Linked DNA regions of Homo sapiens: all the other regions are linked to region 2. Evidence: chromatin loops called from intact Hi-C (ENCODE). Cell type or tissue: heart right ventricle. All regions are shown on one strand.

Region 1 (8,000 bases), 420 kb after region 2:
TGCTCTGGGTAAAAATTCATATGAGATTTAGCAGCCTAGCAGGTTCATTTATTATATACTCATTTGCATGTCCTAAACTAAAAACCTGCAAGGAGCTGTGTATAAGATTAACAAGAAAGGCCAAAGTGGCCTCTTCTATCCCAAGTAAGGATAAACTGATAGATGAACTGTGGAGGGCACACTAGAGTGATCTTCTTCCCTAGTATAAGAGCAGAAAAGAACTGAACATTTTCTGAGTTCCAATTCAAACCTTGATCAAAGATCCAATCAAAATGAACCTTACCAATAACAACGTGTATTGAATATTGAATATATACCAGGCTTTGTGCTAAGCACCTTTCGTTTATATTGACCAATTAGTCTTCTCAATGATTTCATCAAGTGGGTTTTATTATTTGCTCTATTTGATAGAAAATGAAAGAGAGAAACAGAAGTTCCCAAACTTCATTCAATATGCCCAAGCTTGCAAACCAGCAAAGACCGGGATTAAAGGCTGGGCAGTTAGCCTCTGGAACATCTGCCCTTAATGTTGGTTAGGTAATGAATCCAACATTCAGGAATATAATCAAAATGCTCATTGCAGGTTTTGTTGCAGTTTGAGACTCCTTATGGTGGCAGATAGTTAAACCTCATAGTACAACATTTTTTCTTCTTCTAGTTCCTGGTACAAAGAGAAAGCACTAGAATAATTAACTGGAAAATTCATTCTCCAAATGTTTTGCTTTGTACCAATAAATTGGATAGGTCAAGATGCCCTCCTGTCTGTCCCCTGGGATTTTGAAGAAATGTTTAAATCACTTTTGTATACTCATACCATTTGGGTGGAGAAAAATCTAGGGATTATCTAAGATTCTTAACAGCCGTGACAATCAGGATAAAGAACATGGCCATAAAGAGATACCCTGATGGGGGAATGGCAGGCTTTACTTACTCCTATGCATTTGATCTTTGCAGCAAGCTTAAGTCAAACTTACACTTCATTCACTAATATACAAAAAGATGCCCAACATCAGTAGTATGGAAGGGAATTAAAATTAAATGATGTTTTTTACATATCATTTCGGCAAAAACTTCTGAGTTTTGATAATATCGATCATAGTGAAGGTGAGGAGAAACAGGTACTTCCATAGATTGCCAATGAAAGGATGAATTGGAATGCCTATTCTGGAAGGTGATTTGAAAGAATTAAAAATGTATACCACCTGTGAGCCAGCAATTCTAGTTCTTGCTGTCTACCACCAGGAAACACTTATATTCACAAGAGTGTTCACTGCAGCATAATTTATGGTGCCCAAAATTGGAAATCGCAGAAATGTAATATGTCCATACCATGGAATATTACACAGCTCACGAAAAGGTAAATTTCTATGACTGACAACAAATAAAATGCATAAGACATACTGTTAATTTAGAAAACCCATACAGCATGGCATCATCCAATTACACACACACACACACACACACACACACACGATTGTATAGAAAAAACAGTGTGGAGGTACACAAAAGACTCAAAGATGAGACTACTTCTGGGGAAGTTCTAGGGATGGGGAGCAATAGCCAAGAGAACCACCCATCATTCAAAAAATATTATTTAGCACCTTCTCTGTCAGGCACTGATGCTACCCCTGTGATGAACAGACCAAAATCCTTGGGATCATGACGCCAATATTATAGTGTTAGTATTATTGTTAAGCATGTGTATGGAACAAGAATGAATTTATATATTAGTTGTAATTAAAAATAAATAAAAATAAAAGCTAATAATGAAATCACTCACAATTTGAGATAAACAAAATGTCAACTGATTATTTTGGATTTTAAGAGTACTTGCAAATATTCCCAACCACAAATGTTATATTGGTGGCTGTCATGAGGCTACTGTAATTCCTCAAATGGTCCCCTTTGGATGGTTGGCACAGACAGAAATGCATGCAGGAACAGTCTCATACACCTCAAACACCTGCACACAATTTTGACAGTTGCTTCTATTAACATTTTTGGGGAGCATCATTAGACACAAAGTAGGAGTAAAACCCAATCCAATTATACATATTTTCACAACAGATATGTACAGGAATAATCTTAGTGGCGCCATTAAGTGGCCTAAACTGAAAACTACCTAAATGTCCATCAGTGGTTGAAAAGATGAATAGTCTGCTATATTCACACAAAAGAATGACATACAGCAATGAAAAGCAATGCATTAAAATGAAATGTAATAATGGATGAATCTCATTGACAGTGGTGAATGAAGGAAGCCTGACTCAAGAGTAACACACTCTAATTCCATTTATTGAAAGTTCATTAAAAGGCAAAAATAACACATGATACTAGAAGGTGGAATAGTTGTTACCCTTAGGAGGAAGCAGTAGCTTAGGTGCATTATAAAGGCTTTGTCAGGCTCAGGATTGTTCTGCTTCTTGATCTGGATGCTGGTTGCCTGGATGTGTTTATGAATTGTGTTGAGTTTTACAGTTGCTACATGTAACTTTTTTGTAGGTATATCCTACTTGCATCACAAGCTTAGGAAAATAAAAATAAAAACATAAAGCCCTGAAATCCAATTTGTATTTTGGAAACTCATCTTTGTCAAGTCACATGCCTTCTCTGGGCTTCAGTTTTACCATCCAAAAAATGGGAGAGAAATTTGTTAGCTGATCAGAAAGGGCTCTTCCAAATTTATGCCTCTGTGTCTCACCTCTTCCATTCTAATAATTCATTCCTGAAGGAATTAAAAAACCTAGAGAATGAGGCTTGTAGAAGGCTTATAACATCACATGTGTCCCATTTTCAAGGCATTTGTTATAAATTAAAGACACAATCAATGAGCAACGGAAATTATGTCTTTCCAGGAAAATACACATAGTTAATTCTTTCCCAAAGTGCTTGTAGGATAAGTAGGAATATGCCAAACGCTGCCTCTATCACACGTCCTACAGTCATGCCAATCCAAACAGCCTGTGAGGGGAGAGTCAGCAATTTAGGAGGCAGGGCTGTTCCTGGGAGGAAGGAGGCAGCCACTATGCTCATGACTGACGACCTGTTTGCAAAGGCACTTCCTCTCTGAGGGGAGCTGGTTCATAATTTTCCTCTTACTGCTACTGGAAGTCCTTGAATGGCAATATCACAACTTGTACCCATTCACAACAGGAAAAGTTGACATTGGCAGATAATCTTGGCACATGAGGAGGAAAAGTCCAGTACTGACTGTCAGCTTCTGTATAAGAACCAGGAAGATAATTTCTATAGTGTATACTATGATGTAATCATTACACTCGAGGTTGGCCTTCAGCCAGGGACTCTTTTCCTTGTTGTATCCAAGCCCCACTGATATTTGCAAGGCAGGGACCCCAAGGAAATCAACTCAAGGCCCTGAACAGACCCATTGTGTTAACTCTATTTAAGCCCACAGACATGGACTCTTGGGAGAGTGAAGCAGCCTCTGATGAGCAGGGGTGTTATCCTGACTGTTCAGAAAGCTGGGCCTCACGTGAAGGGCTGGTTCTCAGAGGAAAGCTCAAATTAGCAGCTGAAAATAACCAGACACAAAATCTGATAGGGGTTCTCAGGTCATCTAGATCAGTTCTTTTCAAATGATCAGAGGCGAAGGACCAGTTTTGTTTCATTTTATTTGGTTATTTATTTGTAACGATTCACAGGCCAATACATTTTTTTAAATTCAAGAAAATTGAATGATTACAAATGGAATAAAGAGACAAAATATAAGCCCCATTTTTTATTAGTTTCAACAGACATTATTCTGTCCAGCGGCTATAAAAATTCAGAAATTGTCCTTGATCTAGGTGCTGGTTAAATAGATTTGTTTAACTTGTGAAAATCTGTGGAGCAGTAAGCAATGTCTGCAGGTACCCACTGTGAAACAGTGGTAGTCTGTGGATTTCAGGAGTGGTACTCATTGGAGATCTTCACACTCTGTCATGAGTACACTTTTTTGGGAATAACATAATGTTCAAAGTAGGGGAAAGGGTCAGTGGACAGATATTGTAATGAGGATGGGACCCAAGATAAGACAATGGAAAAACAGGTAGAAAAGTATTAAAAGTAATGGCAAAAACCACGATTACTTTTGCACCAACCTAATAAGAATCTCAGAAATCAAGACTTTAGTGAGGAAGCAATTTTTGATGATAATGAAGGAACCTGCTGTTTTCAGAGGAGGGAGGTCGAGGGACATCAGTAAATAACCAGATTAATTACCTAGAATGAAGCACAGAGATCTCTGCTCACTGGGTTCAGCAAATCCATAGGCTAAACAACCAATAGGCAGTACATGAGATATTGAAGTTCTGGTTTAGGTCAGCCTGAGAACACCAGGCAGGTAACGCATTACTTCTTTCCACCCATTTCCTGCTCACAAATTGCAGATGGAAAACAGATTTTTACAAAATCAATTTTCTTGTTTTATCAAATACCAAATATAAAAGCTCATGTCCATATAATCACAGTTAATGATTCTCGAAAGCAAATTTAGAATTAGGGGCAATTACAACAAAACCTTAGCAGAGTAAGTTATAAAACAACTTATTTTCAGTTATAGGAATAATTTCCCACTGAAGGCAACTATTCTTTTTTTTTATTTTTTTAGTGTTTTTGGAAAAGGGACAAATTTAAGTAGGTAAGACAAAAAACTGAAATTCTACAAGCATTTTAGTTTCCAGTCCAAGACAGCTGTTGGGTGATATCACCCATTGTGAAAACAGCCATGCGTGGAGGGAATTGGCAGAAGAAAAGCAAGAACACTCGATATGGGGTGTGTAAACGTGCTTTCTCTGTCTCCTTTGATTTTCCTTATAGCTAGACCCACCTAAAAGTGAAGTTACATATGTGGATGTTTATATGAAGAATAAAGGACACAAGAAAGGATTCAAGAAATGAAAAACGGTGGAGGAAGATAAACATTTCAAGATTCAGATCACGTTGCTGCCCGAATTCAGAGTGTCTCTAAGGAAATAGCTAGAAGGGGTTTTCAACTCTCAGCTTCCTTCCAAGGAATAAAGAATTTGCTGTGAGCAAAAAAACTTGCCAAGAAAATGCCAATTTGTGTCACACTAACATCTTTCTTAAGGCTGAACGTGGACTTCGGAAATGTGAACCTTTGGCTCTGGTGAACACAGTCAGCCTTGAGGGTTTGAAATTAGGTTCTTCAGAAGGACGGAAGGAAATCTGAGAGATCAACTTAGACACCCACTAATTAGAAAATGCACCGACACCAGAGACTTGTTTGCAATGAGTGGTGGGGTCAACCTTTCCATGGCACCTGACGTGAACTTAGAAAAATGGAATCCCTGAAAACGTTTGGAAATGATTTTATCGGAGACAGAGAGAGACAGCAACTGCTGGAGGGAGAAAGAGAGGACAAAAGGCAAACCAAAGTGAGATGCTGTAATCGAGAAGACTTGGCGAGAACAAATGGAAGAACGTTTGAACTTGCTTGTTGCAGACAAAACAACCTTCAAAGGCTACCTTTTTCCTATTTGATGGGGTAAAATTGCTTCCACCAATGCATTATACATATTTAAAACTCTCTTTCTGCATTTATAATCTTCATAGATGCAGCTTCCTCCAAACTTAGGTAATGAATGTAAGATGATGCTCCCTTGGGGGTTGTAAAGACAATCTAAGAACAAGTCATTTCGGAGTAACAAACTTCACAGCTGGGGATACTTTCCATTGCATAAGGCACCTACCCCTAAAGCTTTCATTGTTTCACTCTTAGGCAGTTATGTCATTATTTCACTTACCTCATTGGGGAAATCATTGTTTAACAACCAAATATAAATGGGGAAATAGTCTTCTACTTTATCTTCTCTAGGATAACAGCTTCCCTCCCCCACTTCCCTCCACAGAAGGATTAGTCCCAAATGGGTGATGAATTGCTCTAAACAGTCCAACAATCCCAGAGAGAGAAATGAGAAGAAAAATAACTAGCTGATTACCAATAGGGAACAAATTGGCCACTTGAGAATTCAGTGGCTAGAATGACAAATGAGAAAATGAAAATCCTCATCAAGGGACTAGACTTGCTGATTAGTCCAAGTGCAGATGACCACTTCCCATGCCTCTCCTGCCCTGCTGTGCGATGATTTACATCTGATTGAACATTATTTTTTATTTGGGACCGGATTTCTAAAAGGGTGTTTGGAAAACTTTGAAGTACTTAATTATAACCAGGAGGCATTTGGGGGCTGAGCACTGAAATGGAAGATGCTCTGTGTTGGGCTTATGGAATGTTCATTTAGGGAAGAACCCATGTCTGCCTGGTTTGGTCTGGTTTTTCATTCCATCACCCCTTAAGGCAGCTTTCCAAGGTTTTCTGGACTCTGGAAGAAAATAAAAATGAGAAGCGTATTCTTGGCCGAGGGATCCACATTGAAGGCAGACTCCAGGATTTCAACATGTGGATAGACTGGGCTTTCTGTTAATCATCAATTACTAAAAATAGAAATAATCTGGGACTCCTTTGAAGGGAGACCATTTTTTATGAGACTTCATTTGAACCAATCTGTCAAGGGAAGTTGGGTATATAATGAACAATAGACATTCTTAGTGGTGCTAAGTCATATATGCATGAAGAAATAAAACAGGACTGTCAACCATTATCCTCCAAGTGGACATAGTCACATGAGCTACAGGAATTATGAGGAAAAGGGGAGGTGGAGATTTTGAGTCAGGTGATCAGGATAGGATTCAGAGAGAAAGGGTAATAGGACTCAGGCCTTGAAGGAGGGATAGAGCTATAGTGATTTCTGGGTGGGAATCACTTGAATGAAGAATAGTACTGATTTTTTTTTAAATGATTTGGTACAGAGTAGAATGTGTGTCTTAAGCAAAGCGTTTTTCAGTACAGGAATCTGGAAAGATGAGACAGAACATAAAATTTTACATGTATGAATGGGTCTTTAACACCAGGCAGAGAATTGGGTTTGATTCTAAAAGGACCAGAGGTACATTAAGGATTCTAAGGCAAGTTAGACTTGTTTTAGAGGTCTATTTTCCTCATCTGACAAAAAGAATCAGCAAAACAGCATTCTCTGTAACTTTTCCAACAAGTAAAATCAACATGTAAGACTGCCATTTTGATTCTTCTTTGGTTTGTGGGACCAGTGCTGTGGAAGATAAGAATGAATTAGCACAGTGCCTGGCTCTAGGACTCAACACATATTGTTAAATGCATGAATGAAGCTGAACTATATAGAACCAGAGTACTGTTTCCTAGAACAGATAAAGAAGACCTTATTACCTCAGACCTCTCAAGAGGTATCAATAGAGAATTTGATGGGGGCCCTGGTTGGAAGTTATGTGAACCTGGGCATGTAACTTCACCTTTTTGAGTCTGTATTTCATCATCTGAAAAAGCAAAGGTGAGTTTCATGAATGAGCTTTAATTACAGGAAGATTTTATGTGTATTTTTGGGGAAAGAGATGCCATACATGGCTTGTGTTGGATTCACAGGAGTCCATGATCCAAGATATGGTTAAGAACCACTGGATATTTCTTTTAAACTATAAGAGTCTGTGACTCTGAGACTCCAGGGATGATTTTCCTCCCTGGAAGGACAATTGGAATATCAGACCTCACAGCCCTGCCAATTTTGTTACCTTGTAGGAGGCCTGTGGCTGATTGATTTGACTGAAATGAGGAGGAGAGGATGTTCTTAACTGTCAACCCAGCCTCAGATTCCTCAGCAATTTAAGAACTATTATTGATCTGATCAGCCATTCTGGAACATAATTGACCATTGAAAGAGGCAAATCATTGAAAGGCAGCTGTTCCCAACAGAACATGACACTGGCAACATGGTAGCCTCTGACACAGCCCTTTCTGTAGAATGTTTCCTCTCTCTTCTTCCTTTTTTCAAGTGGGCATGTTCATAGTGGACTCTGTCATAAGGTTATCAGAAAGAATAACTAGTTAAAGATGGGGAAAGCATTTGGTAAGATGAGATACACTTCTGCTCTTAAGGCTATTCTTCAAA
Region 2 (8,000 bases):
TCTGGCCTCTCCTCAGACTGATCATGTGGTGGGTTTTGTTTTGTTTTGTTTTGAGATGGGTCTTACTCTGTTGCCCAGGCTGGAGTACAGTGGTACAATAATGGCTCATTGCAGCCTTGACCACCCAGGCTCATCCTCACCTCAGCCTCCTGAGTAGCTAAGACTACAGGTGCACACCACCACAGTCAGTTATTTAATTTTTTTTTTTTTTTTTTTTTTGTAGAGATTGGGTCTCCCTGTGTTGCCCAAGCTGGTCTTGAATTCCTGGGCTCAAGCAATCCTCCTGCCTCAGCCTTCCCAAGTGCTGGGATTATGGGCACAAGGCACTACATCTGGCCACCTGCTTGTGTTTTCACAAGCCCTGCAGGTGATGGTGAAGCACTCCTGAGTTTGAGAACCACTGCTTTAGTGGAATGCTGGCTAAAGTCACACAGGTTTATTTCCTGTATAATTTAGTCCCACCTCACATGCTAATGCTTACTGTGACTCTTCAGGAAGGAAATACAATATACTAGCATTTTCTCCCAAAAGTGTTGGGCGGTGGAAGCCTATTTTCAGGTAGCATTGCTAGGACATGCTTCTCTGGACCACACGGGGGAAGTCAGACAGCATTTCTCCAGACAGCCGGGGGCTAGAGAGGGCTCAGTCCCAGCTCCCAGATATTCATGAGGAGTACTCGACAGGCCCTGGAGATTAATTTTGAGCTCACACTCTCTGAACTGCCAAGGAACACCAAGATTTAAAAAAAAAAAAAAAAAAAAAAATGCCGACAGGCAATTGTCATACCCAGCTCCCTCCAGCCCAGGCATCTCCCAAAAGTCTTGGGGAACAGCCAGTGTAGTGATCATTCTTTCCATAAGGTGGCGCTCCTGGCTTTAATTATTTTTAGTTTCTGGCTGAAACGGTAGTAACTATCTAACGAATAAAATTATAATTTAGGTTACAGTTTATCTACATGGGTTTCCTACAATCACATTTTTATTTATTTATTTACTTATTTTTTTAACAGAGCCTCACTCTATCACCCAGGCTGCAGTGCAGTGGCACTAGACAGGCAAATTTTTTGGTTCTGGGTCACTGAAACATACAGTGTATTTCAAAACATCATGTTGTACACGATAAAAATATACGATTTTTATTTGTCAAGAGAAAAGAAACATAATGTATAGATTTTGGAGGGAAGGAATGGGGAAAGAACATTATAATTTCGGGGCACATTCTAAAGCTCATGCACTCTCTCTCAGCTATCTTTATTCCTTTCAGTGCAAGGAAAAATATTTAATGACTAATTTACAAGTAATCAATATGACTATTTAGTTAATCGGATTTGAGGACATTGATTGGCTGAGATGGAGAAGAGAGAGAGTGAGATAGCTTTTTTTCACAGACACAAACTTAATCATGGCAGCTAGAAAAAGAGATCAGGAAACAGATTTTCCTGGAATGTCCCAATTGGACGTTTCTCCTCTTTCTCAGGTGAGGGAGGCAGGTTGAGCTGCTTTTTTATAGTCTTATTTTGATTAGGTAGAAGTATTTGCAATAGGGTTTTCAGATTTAGAAAATAAAAATACAGGATGCTTGGTTAAGTATGAATTTCAGATAAACAACATATACATGTTTAGTATAACTATGTCCCATGTAGTGATAACAGTACACTTATTGTAAACAGTGTTCATTGTGTACTTAAAAAAAAAAAAAAAGAGATGGTGTCTCACTTTGCAGCCCAGCCTGGAGTGCAGTCGCGCAATCATGGCTCACTGCCCTCTTGACATCCTGGGCTCAAGGGATCCTCCCACCTCAACCTCCAAGTAGCTGGGACTACAGGCATGCACCACCATGCCCAGCTAATTTTTAAAGTTTTTGCAAAACCAGGGTCTCACCACCTTGCCCAGGCTGGTCTCGAACTCTTAGGATCAGGCGATCCTCACTGTGTATTTGAAATTCTAATTTAACTGGGTGTCCTGTATTTTATCTGGCCGTTCTGCCTTGTAATAAAACCCTACTTTCCCAGCTCTCTTCTTTGTCTTCCCCTATTTCTGAGGCAACCCCAGGCAGGGCTCCTGGCTGAGATGGGACGGGAGAAATGGGCCATGCCTGGGTAAACTTAGACATTTTTCCACGAGCCGGGTTTCTGCCCCACGTTCTCAGGACTTCAGAGGGAAGGCTGTAAGTGGCAGCGGTTTCTGACCTGGCTGTACATTTGAATCATTTGGGGAGCTTTAAATTCTACTCCTGCCAGGTCCCCCCACCCTTAGAGATTCCGATTCAGCTCATCTGTGTGGGAAGGACCTGGGCAGGTGCATTTAAAAATTCCTCAGGTGATTCTACTATACACCCACGGTGAGAAACAGTACACAGTCGACACGCTCCTCAGTTTACAATGGGGTTATGTCTCAATAAACACATCGCAAGTTGGAAATATCATTAAGTCAAGAATGCATTTAATATATCTAACTTTCTGAACATCACAGCCTAGGCTAGCCTACCTTAAATGTATTCAGAACACTTGCATTAGCCTATAGCAGGGCAAAATCATCTAACACAAAGCCTATTTTATAATAAAGTGTTGAATATTTTGTGTAATTGATTGAATACTGTACTTAGTGAAAAACAGAACGGCTGTATCGGTACCTGAAGTAGGGTTTCTACCGAGCGTGTTCTGCTTTTGAACCATGGTGAAGTTGAAAAATCAAGTGGAACCGTCGTAAGTCAGGGACCATCTGCACAGCACAGTGTTTCTCAAGCTGTACTGTGCCCATCACCACCTGAGACACTGTTCAGCTGTAGACTCTGACTCACTAGGGTCTGGGACCCAGAACCTGCATTTCCAACGGGCCCCCAGGTGACACTGATGCACTGCGTAGACCACACCTTAACCACCCAGATTTTAGAGGGTGAAAAACTTATTATTGTAGACCCTGTGTATCTCTAATTCTCCAGATATATCGCTTAATAAGTTATCTGTCTTCTAGCTCCATCTGTATTTCAATTTTTCTAAATAAAAAGAAGAGGTCATTTCCCCTCGGTTCATAGAACGAACCGCAAGCTGGCTAACTGAAAGATATCTGAGCCACACTCTCGACAGAGGCTTCTTCCTGCTTTTACCTCCCTGGTTAGGTGGTTTTTCTAATTACTTGGATGGTTCATATGTTCACCTCTCGAGGAAGAATTCACCAGAAGTGAACAAGGCTCTCACACTTTAATCACGTGTAAACACTGCACCCTAGGTTTATTTCCTAAATGGTCTTCCTGACACTACAAAATGGCTTAAGTGGGAAAGCACATTCGTTTGCTCCTTCAGCACCACTACCACAGTAATAAAGACAAGAACGAAAGAAAGAAATAAAAATTCATCTCCCAACCCATCTGTAGAACCTTACCGGCGACTTCTTGATGTCAGAGACAGCATAATTCCCTTGTGATATCCATCTGGCAGATTCAGTTAAAGACAAGCCGGTTCCATAAAGGTTGATGCTAAAACGACCCTGGAAAACACGACCAACAAAAGAGATTTTCAGTCCATGTGATGTCCTCAAAAAAGCAAAGGCAAAGGTGATACAATAAAAGGTACTTTGGAAAAGAGAAGGATGTTGATTAATTGTGATAGCTACTAATTATTGATAGTATTTAGTTTTGTTTGTTCAGGGCCAGCCATTCTTCATGCATCATGTTAGTCATCCTCGAAAGAGCTCTACGAAGGAGGTTTTCTTTACAGATAGGGAAACTGAGGCTTAGCGGAAGTGATTAACTTCTCCAGGATACGGTAGGAGTCCAACTCACATCCTCCTGACTTCAAAGTCCTTGCTCCATTCGGCCTCCCTAACACAGCAGTCCTGATGTTGCTCACAATTATCAGATTCCTTCAGGAACAAAATGTCACAGTGTAATTTTTCTAACAAGATCTTGGTGCCAAGCTTCCTGGGCTTCCAGCTCCCTGGGGCGATTAGCACACCGCGTACTAAGCACAGCAGGGCGGGACTTCAAAGAAGAGGCGCTTTCCCCAGGACGGTCAGCAGAGGGCAGGGTTGGCCTGCTCAAGACCACCTGGGCCTGGAGGATGCGGCTTTCAGGCTCCGGTAAGGGAGATCTCCCAAACCCCTCCCCTCCGAGGGTGCCTTTCAGAACATGGCCTCTGGTGCCTCAATATTGATTTCTAAAGAGACGGTGCAGCAGAAAGACCCTCTCGCTGCTTTCTCCAATTGTCTCTCTCACTCTCTCTTTCAAAAATGACTCGCAAAGGCATCTGAAATACTTTCTTCTTGAGGCTTCCTACTCCACAATGAGCAGTTTCAGAGCTAAAAATATTCCACATGAACACTCCTGATTGCTTTCTCTCTGAAACTGACAAACCAGCACTTTGTCAAAACAGTCTTTTATAAACAAGAAGAGAGGCAAGGAGGAGCTCACAGCTGATCAGACCCGCGTGTAAGAAAAATTCTTTCACCTGTGATTGGATCCTGGCCAGATCTTTTCTCACCTCTTGGAACCTCAGTTTATTCATCTGTAAAATGGAAAGCACTAAAACTCTCTTCCCTCTGAGCACCGTACAGAGGACTAAAAGAAATCAGCTATGGCTGGCGCTTAGTAGATATGCAAAAAGATGGTATCTGTCTTACATTTTCTAATTGTTTTGTAAGTGTTCGTGTGATCTCTTCAATGTAACAGTAAGCTTATTGAGAGCAGGGCCTTACTATTGCTTTGTTTATTGAATCAGCTATGGTTTGTAACATACGACTAGCCACTTAAATATTATATCCCAGCTCCTCAATTAAGATTTCCAGGACTAAGTGTAGCTTAGAGGTCTCTCAATGCCAGTTCCATAAATATTGACTAACAAAAGTTTATAAACACTTCTGGAGTGCTAGATTCCACAAGATAGAGGTGACCAGAGGACTTAGTTTGGACTAAATCAGTGGTTCTCAACAGGGCACGATTTTGACCCCAGGGGAAATCTGGCAATGTCTGGAAACATTTTTGTTTGTCACAACTGTGGGGGGGCAGGGAATGGTGCTGCTGTTGGCATCTGGCGGGTAGAGACCAAGGATGCTGCTGCGATGCACAGGACAGCCCACAATAGAGAATTCTCCAGCCCGAAAAGTGCTGAGGCTGATTGAAAACCTGGTACAAAGGGTAGATTTACCCTAGAATCTTGCTCCCTTCTTTACTTTCAGCATGACCTCAGGCAAGGAGATCATCTGTAAAATGGATTAGTAAGACTTAACCTGTGAATAGGAGGTGATTAGACAGAAGGCACAATGCACGTCACGCATTACCTGGCAGACAGTAGGTAATATTTAAAAAATATTTTTGGGCTGAGTGTGGTGGCTCACACCTGTAATCCTAGTACTTTGGGAGGCTGAGGCAGGTGGATCACCTGAGGCTGAGAGTTCAAGACCAGCCTGGCCCAACGTGGTGAAACCCCATCTCTTCTAAGAATACAAAAATTAGCTGGGCATGGTGGTGTGTGCCTGTAATCCCAGATGCTCGGGAGACTGAGGCAGGAGAATAGCTTGAAGGCAGGAAGTGTAGGTTGCAGTGAGCCCAGATTGTGCCACTGCACTCCAGCCTGGGCAACAGAGTGAGATTCCATCTCACATATATATACATATGACATTTTTATGACAATATGCTACAGAGGTTCATGGTTCTTATGTGGCATGGCTGCCATGCTCAGGTGTTTTTGATTGTAGCTGCACTGAAGCCCCCTCAGACACCGGATTCTGTATGTTGCATTATTCCATTGGCCATTTTCTTTTCTTTTCTTTTCTTTTTTTTTTTTTTTTTTTGAGACAAGGTCTCACTCTGTCACCTAGGCTGGAGTGCAGTCGCATAATTTTGGCTCACTGCAACCTCTGCCTCCCGGGTTCAAATGATTCTCCTACCTCAGCCTTCTGAGTAGCTGGGACTACAGGTGTGCACCACCACGCCCAGCTAATTTTTATTTTGGTAGAGATGGAGTTTCACCATGTTGGCCAGGCTGGTCTTGACCTCAAGTGATCCACCTCCCTCAGCCTCCCAAAGTGCTGGGATTACAGGCATGACCCACCGCACCTGCCACCCCCTCCCCCCAAAATTTTCTTATCTTACTATCATTCCTGCCCCCAGGAGTGGGTCCACATAACTCAAAGTGCCCAGGCCATCCTAGTGCCAAGAATGTCCCTCTTTTCTCCCTCCATTCTGCTTTCCACTCAGACTGCCTGTCCCACCTGCACTGCAAGAGAAAGGAGACTTGATCTGCTTTGGCACTGAAGTTTTCCGGAGGTCCAGGCGGCTGACCCAGCTTCTTTCTGGACAATGCCCCCAGCCGACCTGGGCGTCCAGTGTCTGAACATGCTCAATATATACGTCTACTAAGTCTGCCTTCCCAGAGGGGTTGATGAACCCAGATGCAACAGGAGATCATCCTCCTCATTCTCCTTCTGCCCTTTCCAGTTTAGGGATCTGCATTTCAGCAAATGTCCTAGCTGATTGTTAGCACTCTGAAAGTTGAGTTCCACCAGAGAAGTAAAGACCTAATGTTCTTTCTGGCTCTGCTCTGGGACATCTTTGCCCTTAAAGGCCTTATCTTCAAGGTCTAAAGGGCACATGAGTTGTAAATACCACCTTCTGTTGCCTATTCTAAAGAAGAGTGATTGAGAGTTATACGTTTACTAGTTGGTCCGTAAAGGTTTGCAAAAGATGTGCTTAGACCAAAGGATAATCCTGTTTTCTGTTGTACAGGAGCAAATGTTGCAGAAATCTTGCCTGAAAACAGAATCAAAAAGACATGTCTACTATCATGGATATGAATTCAGACACACTTAGGTTCAAATCCAGACTCTACTGAGCGGCAGCTGTGTAGGTTTGGGCAAATCCTCCCAATTTCTACTCCTTACCCTCCTCCTCTTTAAAAAGGAGGCATTTTCATAGAATACTGTGGTGATTTAAATGCTACATTGAGTAGACAATACTGAGTACAGTGACTAAAGCAAAGACGCATAATAAATGCTAGCTATTAATACCATCAATAATAATAGTGTCACATCTACTGTCATCAGGATAAAAAATATTCTGGTTATGTTTCAAGATGAGGGCTGTCGGGGAATCCACTCTTATTAATAAATACATCCACAAAGCAATAGTGGTCAATGAGGTAAAAGAAAGAAATTCTCAAACACAACATCATTCTGCTTTGATTTCTGTGCAATCACTAGGTCAAAGGCTGAACCACCTACTCCGAAGCAGTCTCCACAATCACGCTTTCTACAAACCTTTTCCTGGAAAACTGATTTGAAAAACTCACATCTTGCATCAGTGTAGCTGGTGCTCAATATGTGTCTAAGGAATTGAATTCTTAAAGTACCCAATATGGTTTGAAGAATGAGCTGGGAAAAAATACAAATTAGCCTCTCTCAAGCTTTGGGTTTTCTCATTTAGGAATTGCTTCATTGTCAGGATTTAGCAAATCAATCAGTTCATTTGTCTCTGAATTATTAAAATAAATGAATGCAAGTTACTTTTCATTTACTTAAGCTTCCCAAAGGATGTGCATATAGAAACAAGAAAATCCTGAGACATTTGAAAAAGGCAGGACAGGGCCAATCTGTTAGCCACTAAAATGCAACAGATACCAATGGGGTTTTTGAAGCCATCAATTGCCCTAAAAAAAACTGTACTTCAAAAGTTTTTGATTCCTGGGTAATGGAAGAAAGGCTCTTTTTACCATTATGTCCTTTGTTTATTTTCCTTCTCTCCTGAGAGCTTCCTCTCCACTTCTCTAAAACGTTTAGCAATGCTCTTCTAAAGCTTGAGGCCGAAAAAACGCCTCGTTAAAACAACGTTCAGATGTGTTTGTCTTCGGACGTTCTCTGTAGTTGGGGGTAAATCCATCCTATGGAGACAGGGCTTGGGATTCTGAACGCGTCACAGAATCCCAGTCTTCAGACTTTTGAAGGTTCACAGGCAAAGTAAGAAACTCTTGACAGAGTTTAACAACAGCTTTGTGAAGACCTCCTTTAAAC
Region 3 (8,000 bases), 910 kb after region 2:
ATTATTCTACTTATCTTTTTATATGTAACACAATTAAATCTTTTAAAATATAGAAAGGAAGACAAATTTTATAGTATTTTTATTGTTTCTGTACCACAAACATCCCCCAACTCTGTCAAACATGATGCTTGTTTAAAAGAAAAAGAAAACTAAACACAAATATTTTCTATAATTTAAGAGTAATGAGGCCTGAAAGTTGCAAGGTTCTGGAGCTTCCAATTTTCAAGAATAATCCTCTATAAAGGCCTCATCCTATGTGTGAATGTAAACAAACAAGACCTATTGAAACGTTGTAAACATGCATAAATACCAAAACTGCAGCAAGAATAGGGAATGAGAACTGAAAACACAATATCAAACCATTTTCATTTATAGGAAAGTCTTAGACAAAACCTAATATGTTGGCTAGACTCTTGAAATATCTAATGCTGAGTTTCAGATTTATCTTTTTTAACATACTATTAAATATCTGTGGTCTCTAAGTCAGTGATTCCTATCTCTGGGATGGGTTTGCTCCCCAGAGACATCTGGCAATGTCTGGGGACAATTTCCTTGTCACAATGAGAGGTGGGCTGTGTGCTACTGGCATCTAGTGGCCAGGGGACATCTCACAATGCCCAGGACAAACCCACACAACAAAGAATTACTTACCCCAAAATGGCAATGGTGCTGAGATTGAGAAACGTTGGTTTGAATGATCATTTAACAAGTAGTCTTTATTTTTAAAATATTACAAATAGTTGGAAAAAAATTATTCAGGAAGATTCCTAATTTTTCTTGACAAGTCTAACAATACATTTATCATTGTTTTCATTATTTATGGTTTTCACTATCAAAGGAATGACTTGGGAGTTACGAGATTCCACTTTTCAAAATACCTTAAAAAAAATTAGATTTTGAGCTAAAACCATGACACAATTAGAAAGACAAGTACTTTACCCTGAAGTGGAACTTCTCTGGCTGGCTCTGGATTGCTTGGAGGGTGGTTTGGAATAACAGGAGGCACAAGGGCTGAGTGATCTTCTGTCCATTCTATGAAAAAGAAAAGAAAGTTTCCTATTTTTCCTTCAAATGGCTCATTGAGTTACTTATGATTCACCTTATTATTAATAATACTCAAGGCAATAAACCAAGGGCAGATAGCTTAGATTAAAAAGAAGTTGTTATCTGACCTCATTCTATGAAGCTCTTTTTTTTTTTTTTTCTTGTCTAAGACGTTTTGGGAAAGAAATATTACGATATAATGAATAAGAACTCCAGTTCTCTCTGGCTGGAAAGTCCAAAGTGAAGTCAGTTAAAAAATGTCAGGAAAGACATACAGTCAACTAATGGCAGCTGTATAAGGGAGAAATTTCTCTAATCTGATTCAGACATGAGCTGGGCTGCTGAGGCCAGCTTGTCTTAGGTAGGGAGGAAGATGAAGGTAGATTTCAGCAGTTTGCTAAGGGTGTGCTCTTCTGTTATCTCTGAATCCAAATGAGACCTATTACAAATACTCCTGGGTCCTAATTGTAGTCTTATTCACCTTGGAAGGCCAGACATAACTCACAGTGAGTGACCCTTGAGATGGCACCCCAGAATCACTTCCAGCTCAGCTAACATATTCAATTGTACATTCTCATTTGCAAACTGCACTTTCTAACACTACCAAGTTTCATCAGCTCAGGAAAGATACATTAAAAAATTTTTAGACAAAAAATAACAGATGTTGATAAGGATGTAGAGAAAAGGGAATGCTTATACACTGTCGATGAGAATGTAAATTACTGCAACCTCTATAGAACCACCATACAATCCAGCAGTCCCACTACTGGGTATCTGAAGAAAAAGAAATTATTCTATCAGAATGATACCTACACTTGTATGTTTACTGCAGCACTACTCACAACAGCAAAGATACAGAATCAACCTAAGTGTCCATCAGTGGATAACTGGATAAAGAAAATGTGGTATGTATGCCATGGAATACTGTTCAGCCATAAAAAAGAGAATAAAATTATGTCTTTTGCGGCAACATGAATGGAACTAGAGACCATTACCTTAAGTGAAACAACTCAGAAACAGAAAGTGAAACACCACATGTTCTCACTTCTGAGTGGGAGCTAAATAATGTGTACTTACGGACATGAAGTGTGGAATAACAGACCATGGCAACTCGGAAGGGTTGGAGGGGGATGAAGGATGATAAATTACTTAATGGGTACAATGTATACTATTTGGGTAATGGTTACACTAAAAGTCCACACTTCACCACCACTTAATATACCCATGTGTCAAAAGCTGCACTTGTACCCACTAAATGTATATGAGAAGAGTTCTTTTTAGCTAGAAAAGAGACTAAGGTAGATAACATTTCAATGGGTGAATGTACACAGACATACATACCTACTCTCTCTAAATTGTACAGTCCAGGGCAGTGGTTGGCAAACTATGGCCCACTAGCCAAACTGGGGCCAATTCCTGTTTGGATACAGCCTGTGAGCCAAGAATAACTTTTATTCTCAAATGGTTGAAAAGTAATAAAAAGGAGAATACTTTGTGACATATGAAAATTACATGAAGTTGAAATTACAGTGCCCATAAAGTTTTATTTGAACACAGCTACACCTATTCATTTACATAATGTCTACAGCTATTTGCATACTACAATGGCTGAGGTGAGTAGTTCTAACAGAGATTGACTGTTTAAATCACGAAGCCTAAAATCTTTATTATCTGGCTGTTTAGAGAAAAAGTTTGCCAACCTGTAGTCTATGGTTTACATTTGTTATATTCAATATTATAGTAACAGAAGCATTATACTTGATATTCTATTTGATATTCACATATTATATTGATGGGAGTATTAAGCCTATGATTCTAAAAGATCACAATGAAAAACTGGGGAAAGCCAGAGTATCTAGTAATAAACAAATGGCTAAATAAAGCAGAGGCATTCATGAAATGGAATATTACGTCACCATTAAAAAGTATAAGCTAAATCTATATTAGCCAACTTAGTAATATGTGCAAGAAATAAAAAGTGAGAAAACAGGTCTCACATACATACTATATACGTATAAATTATTATCAGATTTTTGTTAAAATATGCGTATATCTATATCCCTAGAAAATTTCTGCACAGGGCTTATCTCTGAGAATGGGAAGGGGGCAACCAGGGGAGAATTTAATGTTCTATACTCCCGAATTGCCCATATTTTTACAAAGAGCATGAATTAGTCTGTAATTTTTAAAAGCACCCAAAACTACCAGCTCTTTCTGATTCTTTACATGTAATGTTCCTAAAATTAAAAGTTAGTTTCATGCCCAGTAACTCCACTTAAAGTAAAAATGCTAAAAGTGGTTTGGATTTAGCTACCAGTTGCAATGCAAATACTGCGGGGGCAAGAAATTTCCTCCCCCATCAGAAAGTTCTCTGATCTAATGATGCTCCTTTCTAAATTAAAATGGAGATTTGAGTGACTTTGAATTAGGATCTCCACTTTGGCCATCCAGAGGAACATGGAGAGGGGGTTCTCTTCCTCCCCACAGGACATCAGCTCTTCAGTGTGGCAAGAGAGGACTCAATCATCGAGGCCAGTTCTGACCACACGAGGGTGTCAGCGCTCAGATTTCACCCCATGCTCCCCTGATCAAGAAAAAGCCTAGAGGAAAGAGGCCAACCTTCTGTCTGCTGCTGCTGCTGCTGCTGCTGCTGCTGTTGCTGCTGCTGTTGCTGCTGCTGCTGCTGCTCAAGCTGCTTCTTCCGTTTGGCTTCTAGAACCGGGTTCTCATATTGTGTCTTCCTGTTGATGTGGCTGGGGAAGATAGCAAATAGTATTCAGCTTGAAACAGTTCATCCCACCAGCAAAATGCCAATCAGACCAAGTCCCTGGAATCAAACTGAGCAGAGCAGGTGGTCTGAGATGCTAACCCTCGTGTGTTAAAATGCTCAGTTAGAAAGAGGAAATAAAAATGAAGTTTCCATTACTGACTGCTTATATGCACTAAGCACTGGGCTACCAGTTTTATATGCATTTTATTTAAAAGTCCTCAGTAAATGCCAGGAGGTAAGTCCTATTTTTATTCATATCTTATGAATAAGGAAAGTAAGTGTCTGGGCAGTTAAATACTTCATCTAGCATAATATAGCTAGTAAGCAGGAAACAGGCATGCAAGCTCAGGGTTGCCTGCTTTCAAATCCCAGGATTTTAACCACTGACCCCACTCCAAATGTCCAAGATACCACCTGACAGGGGAAGCTGCTTTAATTCAATAAGAAGTAGATTAAGGAATTATTGAGACATAAGATTAAAGTGGCTATGTGACATTGTCTGTAACATACAATGCCAGAACTGCTGTGTAACTGTCTGCAGTAGGGTTCACAGAAGCATAAGCATTCATCCAAACAATGAAGTTAAACAAAGAACTCCACTCACATCTGTTAACTATTTTGATCACTAAACATAGAGGCACAATTAAAAGTACAGGCCTTAGGCAGAGAGAATCCAAATAAAGTTAACCTAAGTAGATGTGATGTGCTCAAAATGACAAAGATCCAAACACTTAGATGGCTACAAAACTAATTATATATATACACATATATATGTATACATATGTATATGTGTACATGTATACATATACATATATACATATGTATACATATATATGTATACACATATATGTACATATATATGGTACATATGTGTGTATATATATATACACACACACACATATACACACACACAAGCATATACGTATAAATATACATTATTTATTGTTTTTTGAGACAGTCTCTCTCTGTCACCCAGGCTGGAGTGCAGTGGTGCGATCTTGGCTCACTGCAACTTCTGCCTCCTAGGTTCAACCAATTCTCCTGCCTCAGCCTCCTGAGTAGCTGGGATTTCAAGCGTGCATCACCATACCCGGCTAATTTTTGTATTTTCAGTAGAAATGGCGTTTCACCATGTAGGCCAGGCTGGTCTCGAACTCCTGACCTCAAGTGATCCACCTGCTTTGGTCTCCCCAAATGCTGTGATTACAGGCATGAGCCACCATGCCTGAACTTATTTTTCTTAATTCAAAATAATAGTTTATTAGAAATTTAGGAGCATAGTATTGTGATTATTTAGAACTCTAAGTTTTTTAAAAAGCTAGGCTTTATTTTTTTAAGCAGGTTTATCAATAGAAAGGATAGACTGATTGCTCTTAATTTCTATTAAAGGCCTACATGTTTATTTCCTAATTCTTGTAGCAATTTCATTCTAAGAAATGGTCTACCATTAACAGGCACATGAATCTGAAAAGACAGATGGAGAAGTGTGTGGTAAGATAATAACTTGCCCCTCAAACTAGTGTCTTCACCCATAAAAGCTTTTGTCATCTGTTCCTGCTCTCTCTTAATGCATAAACTAGTTGAGGGACAATTCAAAATGAGCTTCAAATAGCAAAAACCCCACAGTACATCTGTGAGAAAGATGATCTTTGGGGCACACAAAAGAAATTTATTTTCTGAGGGTCAGAGGGGCAGCCAAGTTTGCCTCTCTGATGCCCCATATTACCAATCCCTCTTGTTAGGCAAAGTGGAGGTAAAAGTTAGTACTGGCCAAGGACACTTGCTATATTGAACTCATAATTTCTACAGTAAGATGCTGGGCATCTATTTTATGGCCTGGCACTTTTTTCATCTTGTGTTCATATCACCAGGGTATTATACAAATGACTTTTCATCACCAGCAGCATAAAGGAAAGAAAATATGACAGTTACATCTTCAGTGTGGCAGGTACGATTATGTTTCTACAACATTTATATGGCATTTGCTTCTTTTGAAGGGACTTTTATTAGTTACCTCTCATTTTTCTCTGAGGAAACTACATAATACAAAGCTTTTTTTTTTTTTCAATGTCCTAACCTTTGGGTTTCTTTTAATATCATCCTATCCATCAACAGTTTTGATGAAAGGAAAAAGTGGGAGCCCAATGCTAGAATAAGGCACACAGTAAAGTCACGAGGGTTTTAGACTTTTAAAAATGGGAAACCAGAACCTCAGGCAAGAGAGAAACAAAGAAACACACAAAGTCTGCATCCTAGGCTAGTTCTCCATTTTCTCCTCAATCCTGGCAACATTTCATAAATTACCGTGGCTGAACCTTTTGAAATGTATGAATGAATAAAGAAGTAATTGCTAAGGAGTTCAGATCTGGGTAGAGCAAAAAGTAGACGAATCAGATACTCCTTGTAAAGATAAACAATCCCTCTTCATCTGGTCTACTGAATCCTGGCTTTTCTCATTCATTCATTCATTCAACTAATACTCATTAAGTACCTGCCATATACCAGGACGATGTTGGGCCTTTGTGATGCAGTGGTGAACAAAAGACATGGATCCTGCCCATGTGAATTTAATAATATGATTTGCTATTTTCAGATTTATTGAATATTTTCTCATTCATTAATATATGCATACATATTTTCATCATAAAATTAATATTGTTAATTGGTTTGTGCCTTATAATGATGTCAGGCTGTACTTAACACAAATGTACATAATTATAGAGAGGTATAAACTAATGTGTGGATTGTGAATGGGCACTTACTCTACATAGTAGATACCATAGACAGGGTCTTCAATCTTTTCCCAACCAGCAGGCAGTTCTGAAAAATAAAAGAACATTTAGGGCAAGAAGAGCATATTCTTGAAGAGCCTGGGTGTTTTCAACAACTGAGTTAGGCAAAAAGAGAAAGACTCATAAAAATGCTTTAAATCCAATTAAAACTGTATATCCTAACCAAAAAAAAAAAAGTATCTATTATTTTATAAGTGTATTTTTCTACATGAACAGCATTTCTTTATCTACTGGTATTTTATGCAAGAAAATAAAACTTAACAAAATGCAGCCTTTATTCTAAATCACTATTAAATTAGATTTTAGTGAAAATATAGGTTAAACTTGCCTTGAATGCCTAGTTCCTATCTTAAATGTTTACGGTTTTCTCATTTTGTTCCTAGGCCATCTTATTACACAAGCAAAAATGGATGAAAATTAATGTTTCATTTTCAGTACAATAGTGTTGTTTTGCTCTCCTTGAAATAAAATAAAATCTGCATGTTATCTTCTCCTTGTTCCTAATGAAAATGCAGTTGGGTTTTTGAACTGCACACAACTATCACTCAATTGCTATCTCTGGGCTGGCCCATCTTTCTCAGCACTTAACCTGTGAAAGCAGTAACACAGCTCCTGATCCCTAAGAGCTCACTATCTAAGGCGGATGATTTTATTTCTTTAAATGTGGTGGTACAATGGCACTGGGGGATGTATGTGCCTTTCTGAAAACTCAACCATGCTCTACAGAACTTCCTAAGGTTTCATATCAAAGGCCAAAACTTTATTAAACAGGTAATAGTTCTGTCTGAACAAGAATCTGTTGTGGAAAGGCCCACTGCACCATATTATTTTACTTGGTGAAAGAAGGGACTAGGTTGTGGGTTTTTTTTGTCATTAAACAATCCTTTCAGGCAGAACAACAGTTATTCAACTTAATTTTAAAGCTTCCCTGATACACGTAGTCAAGGCAAACTTATGTAACACCACACTCTAAAGTGAATAATTAGTCCTAGAAGTAGCTATTAAGACCAACTTTGATAGAATACTACAAACTTGAAATATTTGAAATAGATTTTTGTTTAATTCAAGGAATCATGTGGTCACTAATTTAAATAATGATGTCATCAGGGCAGAAGGCTTACATATACCACAAACAGTTCCAGACTGAGGTAGAGGCATGCACATGCACACAAACACATACAGGCTAATTACTCAAAGTTTATGTTTTGTTCAGATTTGGCTGCACATCAAGAGACATTAATTTCATAGTTTTTGCTCCACATGTTACTTGTTTGCAAACAAAGAGACAGGTTTTCCCCCCTTTTCTTCTAAATCAAAAAGAAAAAACATTTAGCAAGTTTTAAAGAAGTCTTTGACTTGTAGGAGACATAAGCTACTAAAATGCAAGACAGGTC

Evidence for each region. Peaks named below come from ENCODE experiments on the same cell type or tissue, not always from the same donor. Only the 100,000 strongest peaks of a DNase experiment are listed, where the experiment ranks them.
Region 1: a loop joins it to region 2, with 2.6 times the contacts of the local background. A loop is called at or near these places in 3 of 110 quality-filtered maps.
Region 3: it touches region 2 in a loop (6-fold over the local background); 24 of 110 quality-filtered maps call a loop at or near these places.

Annotation. Positions count from the first base shown.
Region 1 is chr3:64,952,078-64,960,077 of GRCh38, forward strand. All of the region lies in intron 4 of ADAMTS9-AS2 (ADAMTS9 antisense RNA 2), which reads left to right. The region is part of intron 1 of LOC105377124 (a long non-coding RNA gene); the gene reads right to left. Among named protein-coding and RNA genes, the nearest start is that of LINC02040, 220 kb to the right of the region's middle. RefSeq lists a silencer at 7,104-7,304. In heart right ventricle, no CTCF peak of the experiment used is centred here; a DNase peak (open chromatin) is centred at 3,351; H3K27ac peaks cover 1,961 bases.
Region 2 is chr3:64,529,786-64,537,785 of GRCh38, forward strand. It overlaps ADAMTS9 (ADAM metallopeptidase with thrombospondin type 1 motif 9), which reads right to left. Exons shown (of 40, transcript NM_182920.2): 38 at 3,381-3,485. Among named protein-coding and RNA genes, the nearest start is that of ADAMTS9-AS1, 28 kb to the right of the region's middle. In heart right ventricle, CTCF peaks have their summits at 862 (motif pointing right), 1,063, 4,012 (motif pointing right) and 4,214; DNase peaks (open chromatin) are centred at 856 and 4,016; H3K4me3 peaks cover 321 bases; H3K27ac peaks cover 440 bases.
Region 3 is chr3:65,436,216-65,444,215 of GRCh38, forward strand. It overlaps MAGI1 (membrane associated guanylate kinase, WW and PDZ domain containing 1), which reads right to left. Exons shown (of 23, transcript NM_001033057.2): 8 at 6,577-6,634; 9 at 3,664-3,797; 10 at 940-1,032. Among named protein-coding and RNA genes, the nearest start is that of LINC02040, 270 kb to the left of the region's middle. In heart right ventricle, CTCF peaks have their summits at 594 (motif pointing left), 3,586 and 3,791; a DNase peak (open chromatin) is centred at 3,586.